Linked DNA regions of Homo sapiens: regions 1, 2 and 4 are each linked to region 3. A link is a contact called in ENCODE Hi-C or POLR2A ChIA-PET data. All regions are on one chromosome and are shown on one strand. The core of a region is the stretch at or near the end of the contact, and the rest is flanking DNA. Distances in the headings are between cores, read along the strand shown.

Evidence for each region. Hi-C counts contacts between places; a loop is a spot of excess contacts on that map. ChIA-PET counts read pairs that join two places held with the same protein, here RNA polymerase II (POLR2A). Pooled maps may share reads with other maps.
Region 1: a loop to region 3 is called in a pooled map, with 2.0 times the contacts of the local background. The contact joins the promoter of HCAR1 here to the promoter of DIABLO in region 3. A Hi-C loop is called at or near these places in 4 of 50 pooled maps. POLR2A ChIA-PET finds 5 or more read pairs at or near these places in 2 of 52 experiments (GM12878 and HEK293).
Region 2: a map of naive thymus-derived CD4-positive, alpha-beta T cell shows a loop between it and region 3 (10-fold over the local background). The contact joins the promoter of CFAP251 here to the promoter of DIABLO in region 3. A Hi-C loop is called at or near these places in 2 of 168 maps with a recorded cell type or tissue (both naive thymus-derived CD4-positive, alpha-beta T cell), 2 of 37 single-sample maps with no recorded cell type and 10 of 50 pooled maps. POLR2A ChIA-PET finds 5 or more read pairs at or near these places in 2 of 52 experiments (K562 and naive thymus-derived CD4-positive, alpha-beta T cell).
Region 4: a loop to region 3 is called in a map of naive thymus-derived CD4-positive, alpha-beta T cell, with 21 times the contacts of the local background. The contact joins the enhancer-like site here to the promoter of DIABLO in region 3. A Hi-C loop is called at or near these places in 3 of 168 maps with a recorded cell type or tissue (CD4-positive, alpha-beta memory T cell and naive thymus-derived CD4-positive, alpha-beta T cell), 8 of 37 single-sample maps with no recorded cell type and 15 of 50 pooled maps. POLR2A ChIA-PET finds 5 or more read pairs at or near these places in 3 of 52 experiments (PC-3, activated CD8-positive, alpha-beta T cell and activated CD8-positive, alpha-beta memory T cell).

What each region holds. Positions count from the first base shown.
Region 1 is chr12:122,727,357-122,732,097 of GRCh38, forward strand. It overlaps HCAR1 (hydroxycarboxylic acid receptor 1), which reads right to left and starts at 3,488. Exons shown (of 1, transcript NM_032554.4): 1 at 1-3,488. The coding sequence starts at 2,983. The coding sequence ends at 1,943. RefSeq lists an enhancer at 2,250-2,917.
Region 2 is chr12:121,915,604-121,920,875 of GRCh38, forward strand. It overlaps CFAP251 (cilia and flagella associated protein 251), which reads left to right and starts at 2,989. Exons shown (of 22, transcript NM_144668.6): 1 at 2,989-3,092. It overlaps PSMD9 (proteasome 26S subunit, non-ATPase 9), which reads left to right. Exons shown (of 6, transcript NM_002813.7): 5 at 253-341; 6 at 681-2,694. The coding sequence ends at 708. RefSeq lists a silencer at 3,118-3,267.
Region 3 is chr12:122,222,395-122,227,302 of GRCh38, forward strand. DIABLO (diablo IAP-binding mitochondrial protein) reads right to left here and starts at 3,658. Exons shown (of 6, transcript NM_001371333.1): 1 at 3,571-3,658; 2 at 2,118-2,250. The coding sequence starts at 3,620. It overlaps LOC128125816, which reads right to left and starts at 4,170. Exons shown (of 1, transcript NM_001414998.1): 1 at 4,036-4,170. The coding sequence starts at 4,170. The coding sequence ends at 4,036. LOC101593348 (a long non-coding RNA gene) reads left to right here and starts at 4,048. Exons shown (of 1, transcript NR_103497.1): 1 at 4,048-4,908. RefSeq lists enhancers at 2,060-2,965, 3,375-3,424, 3,435-3,674, 3,728-4,022, 3,972-4,803 and 1 more and a silencer at 3,965-4,104.
Region 4 is chr12:121,837,944-121,842,702 of GRCh38, forward strand. HPD (4-hydroxyphenylpyruvate dioxygenase) reads right to left here. Exons shown (of 14, transcript NM_002150.3): 13 at 1,989-2,105; 14 at 1,584-1,895. The coding sequence ends at 1,785. Among named protein-coding and RNA genes, the nearest start is that of TIALD, 16 kb to the right of the region's middle. RefSeq lists enhancers at 905-1,575, 2,247-2,916 and a silencer at 1,538-1,737. Within about 2 kb of position 1,713, at least 16 of the 41 ENCODE cell types and tissues checked have a DNase peak (open chromatin) inside an H3K27ac peak, as active enhancers do.

The DNA.
Region 1 (4,741 bases), core at 2,238-4,737, 500 kb after region 3:
TGCTCTATAGCTCGTACTTTTCATCACTAGGCTGCACAGTGCCTCTGAAAAAAGGAATAATAGGGACAGCCTAGAGGGGTGTTTTGAGGCCAAAGAACTAGAAGTTGGCAAAGTTCTTTTTTTTTTTTGAGACGGCGTTTCACTCCTGTGGCCCAGTCTGGAGTGCAATGGCACGATGTCACCTCACCGCAACCTCCACCTCCTCGGTTCAAGTGATTCTCCTGCCTCAGCCTCCCGAATAGCTGGGATTATAGGCATGCGCCACCACACCAGGCTAATTTTGAATTTTTAGTAGAGACGAGGTTTCTCCATGTTGGTCAGGCTGGTCTAGAACTCCTGACCTCAGGTGATCCGCCTCAGTCTCCCAAAGTGCTGGGATCACAAGCGTGAGCCACCATGCCCAACCCCCAGAAGTTGGCAAGGTTCTTAAGTGGGTAGAGTATCCTGGGCATTTGAGAGAGTATAAATTAAGGAGTTGAGAACCATGTTCACCACTTTGTAGCTTGAGAAAGGAGCTAGAGTTGGCCTGGAATGTTTCCCCCTAATTCAGGGCAGGGGCAGCTTGTCATTTCGTAGAGTCCTCTGTTTCGAGGGGTCCAGGTACACATTTGGGAAACTCATGTGTATGAGGGAGTCTTGCAATAAGAGGACAAAACTGATGTTCACACAGAATCGGTCTAGAAACTGTATTCCGTGAAAGGATGAAAGCTCTTAACTTCTCTGTCCCCACCCCCCCAAAAAACTTTACTGTCACATAAGAGTTGACTAATGACCCTCCACTAAAAATTACACAGTATACTGCCTGCCACCAAATACGAATTCAGTAAATACTTGGAAAATAAGTGAATAATTTCAATTCACAGTCACATGACAAGTTGTCAAAAGCAATTATAAAAGCAATTGTATTGGACTCAGCACATCCCACTGGAGAAGCCAGGGCAAGGAAACAGATCCCTCAGCACCTTCTTTGAAATACAAAGATTTGAAGAAGGTCAGAGCAGATTGTTTTGTTGTTGTTCTTCTTGGGCTACCAGGAAGTCACAATGATGACAGACGTACAGATGTACATTTGGACAAAATGTACAGATGTACAAAGAAATGTAAAGATGAAAATTGATAGATCAATAGATCCCAATCTAAAGAGCCTCATTCGGCCTGAAATAAAGCATTGATTGACTGAGCCCGGTTTCTGTTTTCTGAGATAAGGAATGATTTAAGGTCAGAGGATAGGAAATGCTGCTAACTGCCCCATAGCCCCTAAGAGAGTGAACATGCCCCATTCAAACACATATACCCATTTACTTAGCCATTTAAAATGACACAGGGGAGGCCAGGCACGGTGGCTCACGCCTGTGATCCCACCACTTTGGGAGGCCAAGGCAGGCGGATCACCTGAGGTCAGGAGCTCGAGACCAGCCTGGCCAACATGGCAAAACCCTGTCTCTACTAAAAATACAAAAATTAGCCGGGTGTGTTGGCTGGCGCCTCTAATCCCAGCTACTCGGGAGGCTGAGGCAGGAGAATTGCTTGAACCCGGGAGGCAGAGGTTGCAGTGAGCCGAGACTGTGCCACTGCACTCCAGCCTGGGACACAGAGTGAGACTCTGTCTCAAAACAAAAACAAACAACGAAAATTACACAAGGGCTGTGCAGTTCCTAGCCCCCCTCCCAACACACACATGCTCCACTCCATGCACATTCTGTCCCCTGCCATTGTGATCAGATAAGAAAATGCAGCCAACTCACTTCAATCAACTGGAACCTCCCCAAAAGGTATAGTTGTGTGAATTTCATTTCCGACAGAATGAGAAGGATGCAGTTCATGTGCGAGAAGCCGTCTTGCAATAAGAAAGGGGGGTGGCATTTTCAAAGCCCCCGACCCCTTAGCACGAGTTAATTCTAAGTCACCACTCTATCTTCCTCAGTGTTGTTGGTCTGCTTGTTCAGTGCCACTCAACAATGTGGGGATCCCATTGCCCATCAGACTGGCTTTGGAAACTATTTGCCACACTGATGCAACTCCTGCGACCGAGGTTCGAAATTGGCATCTCTTCCGGCCTTTGTGTTTTTGAGTGTCCTGGCTGCTTGGGTTTCAGACTGCAGATTTTGAGCTTGTTGTAGAATTTGGGAAAGGAGGGGCTTGAAAAATAATACACCAGGGGATCCAGCATGCTGTTCATGTAGGTGAAGCTGAGGGTTATGTGCAGGGCCCCATGGACAGAGGGATCGCAGGCACTCGAGGGCACCGTCCAGAGGAAATAGAGTCTAGCAGACACGCTGGGCAGGTAGCATGTGATGAACACAATTGCCACCACCATGATGAACCGGGTCGCCTTCTTCATCCGAGCCTGTCTGGCCAGCTGCTGCCTCCGCCTCAGGCTCCAAACAATCTTGAAGGAGCAAAATAAGATGATGCCGAGGGGCATAAAGAACTCCAGCTGGAACATGATGTCATGCCAGCCATTGGCCGACTCCATGATGAAGCTCTCACAGGAGACGGCCGTCTCTTGCACGCAGAGATGGTTCTCCAGCAAAAGATACACTGTTCCCAGGATGACCAGGGCCCACAGGGTGCAGACGATGCCAGCCGCCACCCGGGTGGAGATAGTGTTCACCGCGTGGTGGGGGTGGACCACTTTGAAATACCTGTCCGCAGCCACCACCGTAAGGAACACGATGCTCCCGGCCCTGTTCATGGCCAACGTGAAGAGCCCCACTCGGCAGGGAATGTCCCCAAAAGCCCAGTGTCTACGTCTGAGGTAATAGTCTGTCCGAAAAGGCAGGCAGATCATAAGGAGGAAATCAGCCACGGCCAAATTGAAAAGGTAAACAGTGCTGGGCTTCCAGGTCTTCATGTGGAAGCAGAAACCACACAGGGCGACCCCATTGCCTAGTGCGCCCAGCACAAAGGCCACAATGAGCAGCGGCGGCATCACCTGGGAGATGGTGTCCCCCTCGATGCGGCAGCACGACCCGTTGTACATGGCGGGGACAGAGCAAGTGTCCGGGTGCAGAGCAGCCCAGGGAGTCCCCACAATGGCACAGATGCTTATCTGAGCGTTAGCACTCACCCAGCTGCTGCGTGTCTGACTTCATCACCCAGGATGCGGGTCCTGTGTGTGTGGGTTGGATGCTGCCACAGCAGCGAGAAGAGAAACTTCAGCCAGGAAATGAGAGACCCAGGGAGGTCCTTTCTCTGGAGCCCGTCTCACAAGCCGCCTGCCTCTGGGAGAGGCCAAGCCTGGAGCCGGATGAAGCTTGGAAATGCATGCAATTTTGCAAAAGTGGTCATTTCTGAGAGGCGGTAGGGTGGGGGGGTCCGATGAGATTGATGCCGTAGAGGAGCGATTGGGTCCAGCGCCAGAGTAATTTTCATTTTCAGCTTCGCTGTTCCTCCTCGGACTCCGTGCTGGAGAGCACACAAAGCTGCCCAGAAGGCAAGAAGAAAGCTTGTTTGTCCTCCCTCCTGGTGGAGAAATCCAAACATTTCCTGGAGTGGTTCTGGGCTCCTGCCTTTGCTTTCCTCCCGTAACCTTTGCCTGACTGCCTTGTCCTCTCCCTCATCCCACGGGGCACTCCCATGCGGTGCCAGAGAGGGGAGGCTTTGCTCTGCAGCTCCTCCGGGCCATTTCCTGTGCCGAAAAATACCGCGCTCAAAAATTGGAGGAGTCTGCGGAGAGAAAAGTTCTAATCACGATACTTGATGGATGTTAGAAAAATTCTTTGACGGGAGTCACCTTTCCCCCGCTCTATTCCCACCTCCCTGCCCTTTACATCCTTCCGTGAACCAAAGTGGCCAGTTGCACAACCACCAAGACCATGAAATAGATCTGAAGCCCACTTCTCATATGTCTGTCTCCACAAAACGGCCTCTTTGGGAGCCGGTTTCCCCCTCTGCTGGGAAGCAGAGCCTAGAACTTTTACAAAGATTTGGCCCTGAGTTTCCATTGGCTGTTGAATGAGCCAAACACCATGAGATGTACGTTTTTAATTTCAATTATGTGCTGAGCCCATCAATTAAAACTGCCCCCTGGGGGCGGAAGAGGATTGGAGGAGTTGATTAAGGAGTCCATCTCTAAAGCAATCATGAGTAACATTAGACTGCACAAAAAATTGGAGTCTTTGCTAAAATTTCCTGTCCTTTGGCTTTAAGGATTATTAATCTGCCCTGTGCCTTTCAGCTTCCAGTTTAGAAAATGGGGTGGAGGCCGGGCGCGGTGGCTCACGCTTGTAATCCAAGCACTTTGGTAGGCCCAGGCGGGCGGATCACCAGGTCAGGAGATGGAGACCATCCTGGCTAACACGGTAAAACCCCGTCTCTACTAAAAATACAAAAAAATGAGCCAGGCGTGGTGGCGGGCGCCTGTAGTCCCAGCTACTCGGGAGGCTGAGGCAGGAGAATGGCGTGAACCCGGGAGGCAGAGCTTGCAGGGAGCCAAGATTGCGCCACTGCACTCCAGTCTGGGTGACAGAACCAGACTCCGTCTAAAACAAACAAACAAACAAACAAACAAAACAACAAGAAAAAGAAAAAGAAAAAAGAAAGAAAGAAGAAAATGGGGTGGAGGCCAGTCGCGGTGGCTCACATCTATAATCCCAGCACTTTGGGAGGCCGAGGCAGGTGGATGACTTGAGGTCAGGAGTACAAGACCAGCCTTGCCAACATGGTGAAACCCCATCTCTACTAAAAATATACAAAAATCAGTCAGGTGTTGTGGCATGTGTCTGTAATCCCAGTTACT
Region 2 (5,272 bases), core at 1,739-4,238, 310 kb before region 3:
ACCTTGGATGTACCTTTTAAAGATCGTTGGTGGTGGGACACGTGTTTTTTGAGGAAGATGGTACTGAGGTCAGCACCCTGGCTGCCCTGAGAGTGCAGTGCCACGTTCCCCACCCTCTCGCCAACCACAGGATTATGCTGCAAATGTAAATCTTTACCAATTTGATAGGCAAAAAATGGGATCTCAGCATTTTAGCCTGCATCTCTGAGTACTAACGAGGCTGAACACGAAATGAGCTTATTTTCTTTTCAGAAGCCCCTGAATGTGACAGTGATCCGCAGGGGGGAAAAACACCAGCTTAGACTTGTTCCAACACGCTGGGCAGGAAAAGGACTGCTGGGGTAAAGTATCTGTTTCTGTTCATTCTCACTGGGGCATCATTTGAGTGTTTGTTAAACATGAAGCTGGAGGGGAAGGCTGGGGAGACATTGGGGAATAATGGGAATCCCCAGTTTGCATGGAAACTGCAGATAAATCCTCGTGGTAGGAACGAGACTACAGCTCTAGAAGCAGAGGGAGCCCCAGAGTCTCTCCTGGGAGTCTCTCCAGTTCATTCATGCACTAGGCATTTGCTTTAAAAGAATGAAAGAACATTGGTGAAAAGGTCAGAAGGGCTCAGCCTCTGACCTTCCTGAAGGGAGCCTCCAAACTTACGCCATTCCTTTTCTTCTTTCTTCCAGCTGCAACATTATTCCTCTGCAAAGATGATTGTCCCTGGGGAACAGTAACAGGAAAGCATCTTCCCTTGCCCTGGACTTGGGTCTAGGGATTTCCAACTTGTCTTCTCTCCCTGAAGCATAAGGATCTGGAAGAGGCTTGTAACCTGAACTTCTGTGTGGTGGCAGTACTGTGGCCCACCAGTGTAATCTCCCTGGATTAAGGCATTCTTAAAAACTTAGGCTTGGCCTCTTTCACAAATTAGGCCACGGCCCTAAATAGGAATTCCCTGGATTGTGGGCAAGTGGGCGGAAGTTATTCTGGCAGGTACTGGTGTGATTATTATTATTATTTTTAATAAAGAGTTTTACAGTGCTGATATGACCCTGTTGTCACCCCAGCTGAATTTCTTATGACCCTCCCAAACCAAAGCTCAGATGGGGTCAGAAGAGCTTCATAGAAAGTTGGGCAAAACAGGCTAGCAATTGCAAAGTCAGGCTTTGACCAACATATTTCTTTGCACTGAGGCCTTGCTGCTGTGGATACGGAAATGGTTAAGTACTGTGCTTCCTCAGCAGCTGGGCTGTCAGGGCCATAGTAGCTCCCTTTGGAGAACAGGGAAAGCCTGGAGGCTTCCCAGGTGGCCCAGCGTGGTGTCCTGTCAGCTTCCTCTTTAGGAACCCACCAGAGGGCAGCAAGCTCCTTTCACTTCGCTAGTAAGAACCCCTCCGTTTTTGTGTGTTTTTGTTTTTGTTTTCTGGAGACAAGGTCTTGCTTTGTCACCCAGGCTGGAGTGCAGTGTCGTGATCAAGGTTCACTGAAGCCTTGACGCTGTGGGCACTGCCTCAGCCGCCCAAGTATCTGGGACCACAGGCGTGCACCACCATGCATAGCTAATTTATTTTTTGTAGAGACAGGGTCTCCCTGTGTTGACCAGGTTGGTCTCGAACTCCTGGGCTCAAGCAGTCCTCCTGCCTTGGCCTCCTAAAGTGCTGGGATCACAGGCGTGAGCCACTGCGCCCAGCCCACTGCTAGTTTGACTTTTTATAATTGAACCTCCTGGCTATGCCCTGAGATCAGCGCTATTTTGTAAACCGCTGAGGTATGGATAGGAACGAGTAGATCAGACCTCTTGAAAATGCTTATTCTTCCTCCCTTTTATTTTTTGTCTCTTTTAAGATGGTAAAATGGTTCTCAGGGATTCCTGCCAATACTTTGAATTATTTTTTCCTCTCCATGGTATCAGTGTTCATTTCCCCAGTTCTTGCACACCGCTTTCTGTTTTGGCAGTTCTGCCAGGCAAGCCCTGTGTTCCTTGGGACTGGTTTTGCTGTGGTTGGATACAGATACCAGCTTGCCTTGATGGGATTGGTATTGCTGTGTGCTTCCAGCCACAGGTTCTCACACTCAATTCCAAAGCCTTCCTATTGGGCGAATTCCCTCAAACTCTATTTGACCTGACAGCCATACGTATTCCCCTCTGGTAGCCACAGACATGCTGTGTTTACCAATGTTTGCTGTTTAAATTGCATGTTCTAATTCCACGTATTTTCCAGTCTCTTTTATAAAGTCTCAGACTATAATAAACACAGCTTGCCCAGTTTATCCTTTCTTTTTTATTTTAAGATGTATGCATATTAATCAATTTACCATCACTGGGGCATGGCAGTGTGGGCGGGGAGAATTATTCACATTCTCCTAAAATGACAGCAGCAGAGAGCCTTCTGCCTCAGTGGCTCTGGCTGGTTTCCTGCAGGGGTCCCAGTGGAAACCCGTGTGGCCACCTGTTGCCGTCTTCCATGAGATGTTAGTGGAGAGCCACTTTGACGTGGAATGATCCTAATAGATATAGCCAGACCGGTTTTGCGGAAACGCTTTGTGCTGAGAACCGCAAGCTGGTGCACCCTGTGTCATATCTGCCCCCAGCCAGCTGGAATTGTCTGCAACACGCGGTGCCCGGTGAGGAGGCAGGCAGGACGGTTGTGTGCTGCATCCATGAGACCTGGAAATTCAGTTTGCTTTTGGAAAAGAGCATTGTATCCGAGTTCATACTTCTCCACCCCATCTTGCCAAGGTTGCGGAAAGTAAAAATTGGCAGTATTGGCCGCTGCAGCTTCTTAGGGGACGGGACCATGTGAAAAGGTGGGATCGTGCGAGCGGAGGAAGGACAGAAAAGCGAGGAAAGTCTATGCCGCCAGCGACCGGCAGGAGGCACGTCGGGCACGCTCGTCACCGTTTCCTGGCACGTGACCACCGCCCTGCCCTGTCGCTTTAGGGCCTGTCGCTTCCGGCGGTGGCGGTTGCCATGGGGACGGAGCTTGGGTGGCAACCAGAACTAGGGAGCTGGTGGAGAAGGTGGCGGCCGCTGGAAGGAGGCCCGGGAGGTGGCTGAGGGGTCCAGGCGGCGGGACGACTCTGGCCTTTTGAAGACCGGGGTGGGTGCTCTCTGTAAGTCCGGGGCGGAGGCCACGCGGCCCTGGCGAGGGGGCCCCCGACCTGGCGGGGTCTGGTGCCCCTTGGGGGGCGCTCACCCGACCTGGCCCTTGTGGGGCCTGGGGCGGCCCCAGGGAGACCTGAGTTGGAGGCAGAGGCCGCACCTGGGCTTTAATCCCCTCGCAGAGCCACGCACCTGGCACCCCTGCCCCAAACCCCTGCGGCTCGAACCCGGCTGTCCAGACGCGCCGGCGAAGTTGGGCTCAGTCAAAAGAGGCTCGGTGGTGAGAGCCCTAGACTTGATTCAGAGCAGTGATTTTTCAGCTGGAGAAACTAAGTGCCAGAGAAATCTCGTTCTTACTAGCGGTGTCATCTTGAATAAGTCACTTCACCTCTCAGAGCCTCAAACTCATTTATCCATTCATTATTTATTTATTATTATTATTATTATTTTTTTTTTACCAGAGATGAATTTGAGGAGCTGATACATTTAGTGCTGAGAAAGAAATTAAGAAATAGAAATACCTTTTCTACTCTGTACTCTCTGGGACTTTATTTTCAAAGTGTTGAGTTCTCTTATTCTAATGTCACTGAAAATGTAGGGATTTTTTTTGTTCGGGGTCCAACTCTTTAGGGATAAAGTATCCATCCTTATTGTTTTCCTAGTTCAAACTCTTGTTTGTTGTAAGGAATAAATGGAGAATATGCCAGAAGGCTTTCAAACTGTTCATTTCTTTGCACATTAGGGTTGCTTTTCTCTCAAATAATAACAACTGCTACCATTTTTTCAAGCTGTATGTGCCAGAATTGTGATGAGCATTTTATATATGTTATCACTTCTCTACAACAACCCTAGAATTTAGGATTATTCTTTTCATTTTGCCCATGAGAAAATGCAGACTCTGAGGGGTAAAGTGACTTGCCCAAGGTCACAGAGCAAGTACGTGGTGGAAATGGGATTCAATGCTAGGACAAGCTGACAGCAAGGCCCTTGCTTTTAACCACTAGGCTACCCTGCTTCTTCTCGTATTCCTGTTTCTAGAATTGTTGCTAATATGTGGGTTATGCATTTTGCTGCCTGTGGGAATATAAATATATTTTAAATGAGTAAAAAGGCTACAAGGTGTTTATTCCCAGAAAGTTGACAGGCCCTGGATCAGTATTTTTAAGATCTGGGCCACAAATACATATACTTTAAGATTTCCCAGCTGCGCGTGATGGCTCACGCCTGTAATCCCAGCACTTTGGGAAGCCAAGGCGGGCGGATCACTTGAGGTCAGGAGTTTAAGACCAGACTGGCCAAAATGGTGAAACCCTGCCTCCATTGAAAAAATACAAAAATTAGCTGGGTGTGGTGGCAGACGCCTGTAATCCCAGCTGCTCGGGAGGCTGAGGCAGGAGAATAGCTTGAACCCTGGAGGCAGTAATTGCAGTGAGCCAAGATCGTGCCACTGCACTCCAGCCTGGGCAACAAGAACAAAACTCTGTCTCAAGAGAAAAAAAAAAAAAAGGTTTCCCACAAATGTGACTTTTTTTTTTTTTTTTTTTTTTTGAGAGAGGGTCTCGCTCTGTTGCCCAGGCTGGACTGCAGTGGCATGATCTTGGCTCGCTGCAACCTCCGCCTCCCAGATTCAAGCTATTCTCCTGCCTCGGCCTTCTGAGTAGCTCAGATTACAGGCACCACCACCACACCAGGCTTTTTGTATTTTTTTTTTTTTTTTGAGACGGAGTCTCGCTGTGTTGCCCAGGCTGGAGTGCAGTGGCACGATCTCGGCTCACTGCAAGCTCCGCCTCCCGGGTTCACACCATTCTCCTGCCTCAGCCTCCCGAGTAGCTGGGACTACAGGCGCCCACCGCCAAGCCCGGCTAATTTTTTGTATTTTTAGTAGAGACGGGGTTTCACCGTGTTAGCCAGGATGGTCTCGATCTCCTGACCTCGTGATCCACCCGCGTCAGCCTCCCAAAGTGCTGGGATTACAGGCGTGAGCCACCACGCCCGGCCAACTTTTTGTATTTTTAGTAGAGATGGGGTTTCACCATGTTGGCCAGGCTGGTCTCAAACTCCTGACCTCAACTGATCCTCCCGCCTCAGCCTCCCAAAGTGTTGGGATTACAGGCGTGAGCCACTGTGCCTGGCCAGAAATATGACATTCTTTTTTTGTTTTTATTTTTGAGACAGAAC
Region 3 (4,908 bases), core at 2,408-4,907:
GATCGAGACCATCCTGGCTAACACGGTGAAACCCTGTCCCTACTACAAATACAAAAAAATTAGCAGGGTGTGGTGGCGGGCGCCTGTAGTCCCAGCTACTCGGGAGGCTGAGGCAGGAGAATGGTGTGAACCCAGGAGGCAGAGCTTCCTGGGCAACAGAGCGAGACTCCGTCTCCAAAAAAAAAAAAAAAAAAAAATTTTTGGAATCTAGAGCAGTGGTCCCCAACGTTTGTGGCACCAGGGACCGGCTCTGTTGAAGACAATTTTTTCATGGACTGGGTGGGGTGAGGATGGTTTCAGGATGAAACTGTTCCACCTCAGATCATGAGGCATTAGATTCTTACAAGAAGCACACAACCTAGATCCCTCGCACGTGTAGTTCACAATAGGTTTCGTGCTCCTATGAGAATCCCATGCCACTGCTGATCTGCCCAGAGGCAGAGCTCAGGCAGTAATGCTCACCTGCCCACCACTCACCTCCTGCTGTGCAGCTTGCTTCCTAACAGGCCACAGACCAGTACCAGCCCAGGGGTTGGGGACCCCTAATCTAGAGAATACACCCGACAACCAATCCATCAGCAACTCCTGCTAACTACGTTGAGCTAAATTCTCCCCACCTCTTCTGCTTGCCTGGTCCAAGCCAGTATCATTTCATGCCTAGATATAGCAACTAGTCTTCCTAGTTCCACACAGCAACCTTTTAACTTTTAAAATTTATGTCAGATCATAATAGTTCTGTGTTAAAAATCCTCTGTGACAGCCGGGCACGGTGGCTCAGGCCTGTAATCCCAGCACCTTGGGATGCCGAGGCGTGTGGATCGCCTGAGGTCAGGGGTTCGTGACCAGCCTCACAAGCATGGAGAAACCCCATCTCTACTAAAAATACAAAAACTAGCTGGGTGCGGTGGCACACCCCTGTAATCCCAGCTACCCGGAGGCTAAGGCATGAGAATTGCTTGAACCTGGGAGGCGGAGGTTGCAGTGAGCCAAGATTGTGCCATTGCACTGCAGCCTGGCAACAGAGTGAGACTCTGTCTTTAAAAAAAAAAAAAAAAAATATCTTCTGCGGCTTCTTTTTCAGAAAACCCAAAGCCTTACAACAATGGCCCACAAAATACAAAGGACACAATCTGATTATCAGTTAACTCTCTGGCTTCATCTATTACGGTCTCCCCCATTCGCCTCCAGACACATTAGCTCCATGCTCCTCAGACATACCAGGCATACTTCTGCTTCTAGGTCTTTGTCCTTCTGAGTTCCTTCTGCCTGGCAAGCTCCTCCCCGCACCAGATAGTATAATGGCTCTTTCAGAACATTCAGATCTCTACTTCGCCTTATCAGAGTAGCTTGACCACCTTTATCTAAAACAAAACTCCCTCCCAGAATTGCCTATTCACTTACCTCATTTGTTTTGTTTTGTTTTTGAGAAAAGGTCTTGCCCTGTCACCCAGGCTGGAGAGCAGTGGTGAGATCATAGCTCACTGCAGCCTCAAACTCCTGGGCTCAAGTGATCTTCCTGCCTCAGCCTCCTGAGTAGTTGCCACTAGAAGTGTGAGCCACCACACCCGGCTAAATTTTTCTGTTTTGTAGAGACAGAGTCTCCCTATGTTGACTAGGCTGGTCTCAAACTCCTGAGCTCAAGCCATCCTCCCACCTCAGCCTCCCAAAGCCCTGGGCATCAGCCACTGTGCCCGGCCCTGTTTTCTTCCCACCATTTATCACCAGCTGATATTTTATATTTTATCCTCTTTCATCTCCACAAAGCTTTTGTGAGAACAAGAATTTTTTGTTGTTCATTCTTACATTCTCAGTGTCTTGCACATAAAAGTTGCTCAATAAATTTCTGTTGAATCAAAGACTACTTTGTTGATAGACTGTAATATCCTCTTATTTCTCTCTACTCGCTTTATACAATTTGATGTGCTGTTCCTACCAAATGAGATAATCAAAATGAGAATATTAATATATCTGCTCAACTGTGAAAAGATGCCGGTACTGTGGGGGAAGGGATGGGAGCACTGGGAAAAACTATGGTAGCTTGTCTAATGCTTCACCGCCCACTTGAGACTTCAAGAGGACACGGTACACTAGATAAGAATCACTGCACACGACAGTACCTGTGCAATAGGAACCGCACACAGGGTTACTCCAAAGCCAATCGTCACAGTTTTGTGCCATGGTCTTATCAATTCTGAGAAACACCGCTTCTTAAAGTTAGCCACAACAGGAACACACAAACACTGTCTGTACCTGGAAGTAGAAGTCAGATTTCATAAGGCACGACCGCCAATCTGTAACAGGCTCTTGGATTTACTTGCAGGGGCTGTAAACTCAAACTCGAGCCAAGCAGGAACCTAAATGAGGATGCAGGACAGCTGAGGGGTTTTGAAATTTTCAACATACACCAAGTTTAAAATGTTGCCTCAGGCAGGGTGTTGGTGGCTCACGCCTGTAATCCTAGCACTTGGAAGGCCAAGGGCAAGGCGGGAGGATCACTTGAGCCCAGGAGTTCACGACCAGCCTGGGCAACATGGCTGGCAACATGACCCCGTGTCTATTAAAAAAAAATAAGTAAATAAAGGCCGAGGCGGGTGGATCACTTGAGGTCAGGAATTCGAAATCTGCCTGACCAACATGGTGAAACCCCATCTCTACTTAAAACACAAAAATTAGCCCGGAGTGGTGGCACGCTCCTGTAATCCCAGCTACTCGGGAGGCTGAGGCAGGAGAATCGCTTGAACCTGGGAGGCAGAGGTTGCAGTGAGCCGAGAGCGCCCCACTGCACTTCAGCCTGGGCAACAGAGCGAGACTGAGTCTCAAACAAAACAAAAAGAAAAAAAAAAATTAGCCGGGCGTGGTGGCGGGCGCCTGCAATCCCAGCTACTCGGGAGGCTGAGGCTGAGAATCGCTTGAAGCCGGGAGGCACAGGTTGCAGTGAGCTGAGATCTCGCCACTGCACTCCAGCCTGGGCGACAGAGGCAGATCTTGTCTCAAAAAAATTAAAATAAAATAAAATGTTGCCTTTAAACTTTTTAGAAACGGATGCCACAATAACCGCTCCTGCAGGCAGAATTTAGCTCTGGACCCCTGGCCTGGGTGCCAGTTGTGTGTGACGGTCCCGCTACAATCGCCCAGGAGCCTGCAGCGCTAGGTAGAGAGCCCTGCGCCAGCTCCCCCGGCCCCTTCTGCCCTCGGGAGGACGTCTTCAGACGCTCGTCTCCCTTCCCGGACTCCCCCCATGCCGTGTCCCTCCTCCTCTCCACGTCTCCTCAGGGACTTCGAGTGGCTGACGAGGGCTGGTCAGGAGGCGGAGCAGCCCCAAGAAGGCAGCCCGGGGTCTCGGGGACTCGTTTCTAGAAGATGGACGAACTGAAAAGGAAGCCGGGCTTGACCCAGGGGGCGGAGGCGGGGCTGTCCTCAGTCCTCCCGACCGGAGCGAGACGCCGCGACCCAGCTGGGCGGACGAGAGATGAGCGCGTAAGGAAGGCGGGCGCCGTGGGCCGGGCCACAGCGCTGTCCGCGTCGGTCCCTCCCTCTGGTCCTGTCCCCTCTACGCGGCCGCAGCGGTACCTGAAGAATGAAGTTACGCTGCGCGACAGCCAACTCTTCAGAGCCGCCATTGTGCAGCGCGCGGACGCCAGACGCACACGCCGGAAGTGACGCAGCTTCGTGAGCGCGGAGCGGGGCACGGCCTCCACCTGAGAGCGCCTCGCCCCATAGCCACGCCCCCACCCAAGGAAGCAGTCGGGATTGGGCAGGCAGGGGGAAAGGGGGCGAGGCTTAGGGCAAAGGCTGTAACGGCCGCGCAAGGCAACCAACCGCCGGAACTTCCGCGCGGGGCGGGGCATATGCAGGGCCTGAGGGCGCGGAGGTGGGTCCGGCGCGGAGCTGAGTCGGGCGCCGTGACGCTGGCGGGTGGGCGGGGACTCAGTTCGGGCCAGGGCTTGAAGGGAATTTCCTGGTGAGTTAGGGAGGCGGGGCCGGGCGGGAGGCGGGGCCGGGCGGGAGGCGGGGCCGGGCGCGGCGACGGCGCTGTCACTTCAGCACCAGGAAGTAAGTGGTCCAGCCGGCCAGCAGCAGCGCCCCGATGAGCACCGTGTAGCTGAGGAGCACGAAGGCGAGCAGCTCCCGCAGCAGCTGCAGCACGTGGACGGTGGACGAGGCCGGCATCGCGCTGCGCGGGAGCCCCAGGACGGTCGGCGGCCTGCCGGGCTGGCGCCGTCCCAGAGGGGCGGACGGGAACACACGAGGTCCTGGCCCTCGAAACAGCAAACGAAGGCCAGGAAGCCCACAGTGCCGACCTCCCCAACAGCCTCCTGGACGCTCGCTTCTCGGTTACACTGGAGAATCCTTCTCAACCCAAACTGCCCTCGTTCTTCGGCTCTGATCCGGGCTGAGGAGGCAGAAGCCCGGCTCTTCCCCGCGCCCCGCAGCTGCATGAGTTTTCCTCCCTGGCCCGCTCCTCCCACCACCTCCTGCATTTTTAATGCTGTGAGTGCCGCTAATGCGCTGGTGGAGTAAACCTTTCTTTTCCCGTCACTCAAGCTGCAGCCCCAGCTGCGGCCCTGGCTGGAAGGGGAAGGGGAGAGAGACCCATTTGGGCAGGAGGAAGGCACAGGCCCAAACCTGCTCTTCTGTGAGTCCCCTGGCCCCAAGGCTTGCCAGCAGCAGAGCTGGAGGATCTTTGCTTTGTGGTCCAGCATGCTTGCCTTCTGGCCAGCTGGGACTGCAGGGTGCCAGGTGGTGGGTGGGCATCAATCCGATCCTGGGCTCACCCCCGCCACCGTGCTCTGTGCATCTGCCCCAGCCCTGCTAACTTCCACCAGAGACGACATCAGACAGTAAGAACCCCACACCAGCTCATCAGACAGTAGGAACCCTACAACACCTCCAATGCTGCTTTGCCCA
Region 4 (4,759 bases), core at 463-2,962, 390 kb before region 3:
GCACATGCCTATAGTCCCAGCTACTTGGGAGGCTGAGGTAGGAGGATCACCTGAGCTCAGAAGGTGGAGGTTGCAGTAAGCCAAGAGCACACCACTGCACTCCAGCCTGAGCAATGGAGTGAGACTCTGTCTAAAAAAAAAAAAAAAAGAGAGAAAAAGAAAAAAAAAAGAGGCCAAATTTGCCCACCACCAACTCTTACCTGGTTTTGAAGAAAGAATCTCCTTCCTAGGGTTTTAGGACCCAGCTGCCTCATTCTTTTGCAAGGATCACTCACTCTTCTATGAGTATGAACAAGCCCCTTTCCAAAAGAAGTCCTCACTGCGGGCAAGGCTGGGGCAGTGCAGCTGCGTGGGTGGTCATGGGCACTGCCCTGCTGAGGGCAGGGACTGGGATACCAGGCCCCTCCTACCTGCTTTATCTCTGAGACCAGGAACCAAGGGACCATATCCTACAGTTGATGAGCAGGGATGCTGCCCCTAGAGTCCCTTGTCTAACACTCTCCCCTCTCCTGTGTTCAGAGGTTTGGGCTCTGGGTAGCAAAACTGAAGACAGCTCATCTTTAGAGATCATCGGCCGGGCGCGGTGGCTCACGCCTGTAATCCCAGCACTTTGGGAGGCCGAGACCATCCTGGCTAACAAGGTGAAACTCCGTCTCTGCTAAAAATACAAAAAATTAGCCGGGCGTGGTGGCGGGCGCCTGTAGTCCCAGCTACTCGGGAGGCTGAGGCAGGAGAATGGCGTGAACCCGGGAGGCGGAGCTTGCAGTGAGCCGAGATCGCACCACTGCACTCCAGCCTGGGGGACAGAGCGAAACTCCGTCTCAACAACAACAAAAAGAGATCATCAAGCCGGCAGACAAGATGCTGCCAAACTCTGACCCCACCTCAGGGCCTTTCTCCGTTCGCTCTTCCTGGAATCCTTTTCCCGAGCATGGTCCCATGGCTGGCTCCCAAATGTCACCTTCTCGGAGAGGTCTTCCGTTATCAAAATTAGCTCCCCTGCGATCTTCGCTTCCACATATTCTCATCAACTGCCTTTTTTTTTTTTGAGACAGGGTCTCACTCTTGCCCAGGCTGGAGTGCAGTGTCAGGATCAGGGCTCGCTGCAGCTTAGACCTCTGTCCATCAATCGATCCTCCCACCTCAGCCTCCTGAGTAGCTGGGACCACAGGTGTGCGCCACTACGCCAGGCTAATTTTTATTTGTTATTTGTGTAGACGCAGGGGGGTCGGGGTCTTGCTATGTTACCGGGCTGGGCTCGAACTCCTGGCCTCAAGCGATCCTCCCACCTCTGCCTCCCAAAGCGCTGAAATTACAGGTGTGAGCCACCACGCCCGGCTCATCGCTTGCTTTATTGTCTGAATCGCGTTTATCTCTCTACAAAAGCAGTGTCATCCGTCTTTCCCTCCAGAGCAAGTCCCCTTCCTTCCCTGGTTCCAGAATTCCCCTCTCCGCGTGGTCCCGCTGGCAAAGCGCTGGCACCCGCAGCTCCTCGGTCCCGCGGCGCTGGCGGCCGCCCTGGCCTCCCCCTGGCTGCCATAAGGCACTACTGCCTTATGCGCAACACAAACACAGACACAGTATTGGACCGGGGCACGCTTTAATCGGGAGGGCTGGAGCAGAGGGCGGCCCCGCCGAGGGGCGTGGTCAGTGTGGGCGGAGCCTTGGGGGCCGAGTCCGCTGGTGGGCGGGACCCAAGGGGAGCAGCCAGTAGGGAAGTTGGGCGAGTTCCAGAATCAGGGGGCGTGGCTGTGTGGCTGTGGCCTCCGTGGGGTGGGCGGGGCTTACATGCCGGGCACCACCCCATTGGTCTCCATGTTGGTGAGGTTACCCCGCAGGTTCTGCTCCTCCTCGAAAGCCTTGAACAGTGAGTTGAAGTTGCCGGCTCCAAAACCCTGTGGCGGGAAAGAGAGGAGATGAGCCAAGGACCCAGAAAACCGAGTGTGCTAGCTGCCTGTCCCCTCGGGCCTGCCGGGGACAAGCAGTACCTGGTGGTTGTGGCGCTGGATGACTTCCAGGAAGAGCGTGGGCCGGTCCTGCACCGGTTTGGTGAAGATCTGCAGGAGGTAGCCTTTCTCGTCGTAGTCCACCAGGATTTTCAGCTCCTAGGCGGGAGACAGGGGGCTCTGCTAGGGGAGGCTGGCACGGTGAGATCCTTGGAAAGTCCACAGGGGCTCCTGCACCCCAAAAGTCTGGAAATGACCTCTTTTTCTGGCAGTTCAGCCACCTCCAAATATATCCCCAAACTGTCCTATTACTATCCCCCTACTACAGTTCCTAAGGCACCATTCAAGACTGCTGCCCGCTTCTAATCTTGTATCCTTACAATCCATCCTCCCCGCAGACATTATCAGGACACTTTCTTTTTCTTTTTTGAGACGGAGCCTTGCGCTGTTACCCAGGCTGGAGTGCGGTGGCGCAATCTTGGCTCACTGAAACCTCCGCCTTCCGGGTTCAAGCGATTCTCCTGTCTCAGCCTCCCGAGTAGCTGGGACTACAGGCGCAGGCTACCATGCCCGGCTAATTTTTGTATTTTTAGTAAGACGGGGTTTCACGATATTGGTCAGGCTGGTCTCGAACTCCTGACCTCAGGTGATCCACCCACCTCGACCTCCCAAAGTGTTGGGATTACAGGCGTGAGCCACCATGACCTGCTGCGGGATCTTTTAAAAGTCGGATCATGTCATTCCCCTGTTTAAAATCCTCCAGTGGAAATCGGAACCCTCATGTACTGCTGGTGGGACTGTAAAATGGTGCAACCACTTTGGAAAACAGTCTGGCAGCTTCTCAAAAAGTTAAACATATAGTGTTGCTTCCTTAAAATACGGATTAAAAAAAAAAAAGGGGGTGGCCAGGCATGGTGGCTCACTTTGGGAGGCCGAGGCAGGTGGATCACCTGAGCTCAGTTCGAGACCAGCCTGGCCAACATGGGGAAACCCAGTCACTACAAAAAAAAATACAAAAATTAGGCTGGGCAAGGTGGCTCACGCCTGTAATCCCAGCACTCTGGGAGGCTGAGGTGAGTGAATCACCCGAGGTCAGGAGTTCGAGACCAGCCTGGCCAACATGGTGAAACCCCATCTCTACTAAAAATAAAAATAAAAATAAATTGGCTGGGCATGGTGGCACACGCCTGTTATCCCAGCTACTCAGGAGGCAGAGGCAGGAGAATCGCTTGAACCCGGGAAGTGGAGGTTGCAGTGAGCCAAGATCGGCCACTGCTCTCCAGCCTGGGCAACAGAGCAAGACTCTGTCTCAAAAAAAAAAAAAAAAAAATTAGCTGGGCGTGGTGGCGGGCGCCTATAATCCCAGCTACTGGGGAGGCTGAGGCAGGAGAATTGCTTGAACCCAGGAGGCTGGAGGTTGCAATGGGCCAAGATCGCACCACTGCACCCCAGCCTGGGAAACAAAGCAAGACTCCATCTCTAAACAAACAAAAGGGAACATGGAATTACCATGTGACCTAGCTACTCCTAGATATATTCCAAAGTGCATTGAAAACACGTCCACACAGAGCCTTGTACATAGATGTTCACAGTAGCATTACGTATAACACCCCAAAAGTGGAAACAACCCAAATATCTATCAACGAGGAATAGATAAACAATGTGTGTCTATCTATACAATGGGATATTTTTCAGCCACAAAAAGGAACGAAGCACTGACACACACCCCACGCAGATGAACCTTGAGCACATGCTATGGGAAAGAAGCTGCTCACAATAGGCCTATTTTGTGATTCCTTTTTTTTTTTTTCCGAGATGGAGTTTCACTCTGTCGCCCAGGCTGGAGTGCAATGGCGCGATCTCGGCTCACTGCAACCTCCCCTTCCCTGGGTTCAAGCAATTCTCCGGCCTCAGGCTCCCCAGTAGCTGGGATTACAGGCATCTGCTATCACACCCAGCTAATTTTTGTATTTTTAGTAGAGACAGGGTTTCACCATGTTGGCCAGGCTGGTCTTGAACTCCTGACCTCATGATCCGCCCACCTCAGCCTCCCAAAGTGCTGGGATTACAGGCATGAGCCACCGTGCCTGGACTTTGTGATTCCTTTTGATGAAATGTCCAGAATAGGCAAATCTATAGAGACTGAAGGTAGATTAATGGTGCCTAGGGCTGGGGTGGGAGGGGGGAAGGGAACAGAGGGGGTTGGGAGGTGCTGGCTAAGAGGCTCAAGGTTTCTTTTTGGGGTGACAAAAATGTTCTAAAATTGATTTTTTGCCCAGGCTGGAATGCAGTAGCCTGATCATGGCTCACTGCAGCTTTGACCTCCTGGCCTCAAGTGATCCTCTCACCTCAGCCTCCTGAGTAGCTGGGACTACAGGCACGAACCACCATGCCCAGCTAATTTTTTAAAACTGTTTTTTTTGTAGATACAGGGTCGCCCTGTGTTTCTCAGGCTGGTCTTAAACTCCTGGCCTCAAGCAATCCTCTCACTTCAACCTCCCAAAATGCTGGGATTATAGGTGTGAGCCACTGTGTCTGGCCTAACTGTTTTTGTTTTTCTTTTAGACAGGGTATCACCCAGGCTGGAGTGCAGTGGCCTGATGATGGCTCACTGTAGCCTCTACCTCCTGGGTTGAAGTGATTCTCCCACTTCAGCCTCCCCAGTAGCTGGGACCACAGACACAGATCACCACGCACAGCTAATTTTTTTTTTTCTTTTTGTAGAGATGGGGGTTTCGCCATATTGACCAGGCTGGTCTCAAACTCCTGACCTCAAGTGATCCACCTGCCTTGGCCTCCCAAAGTGCTGGGAT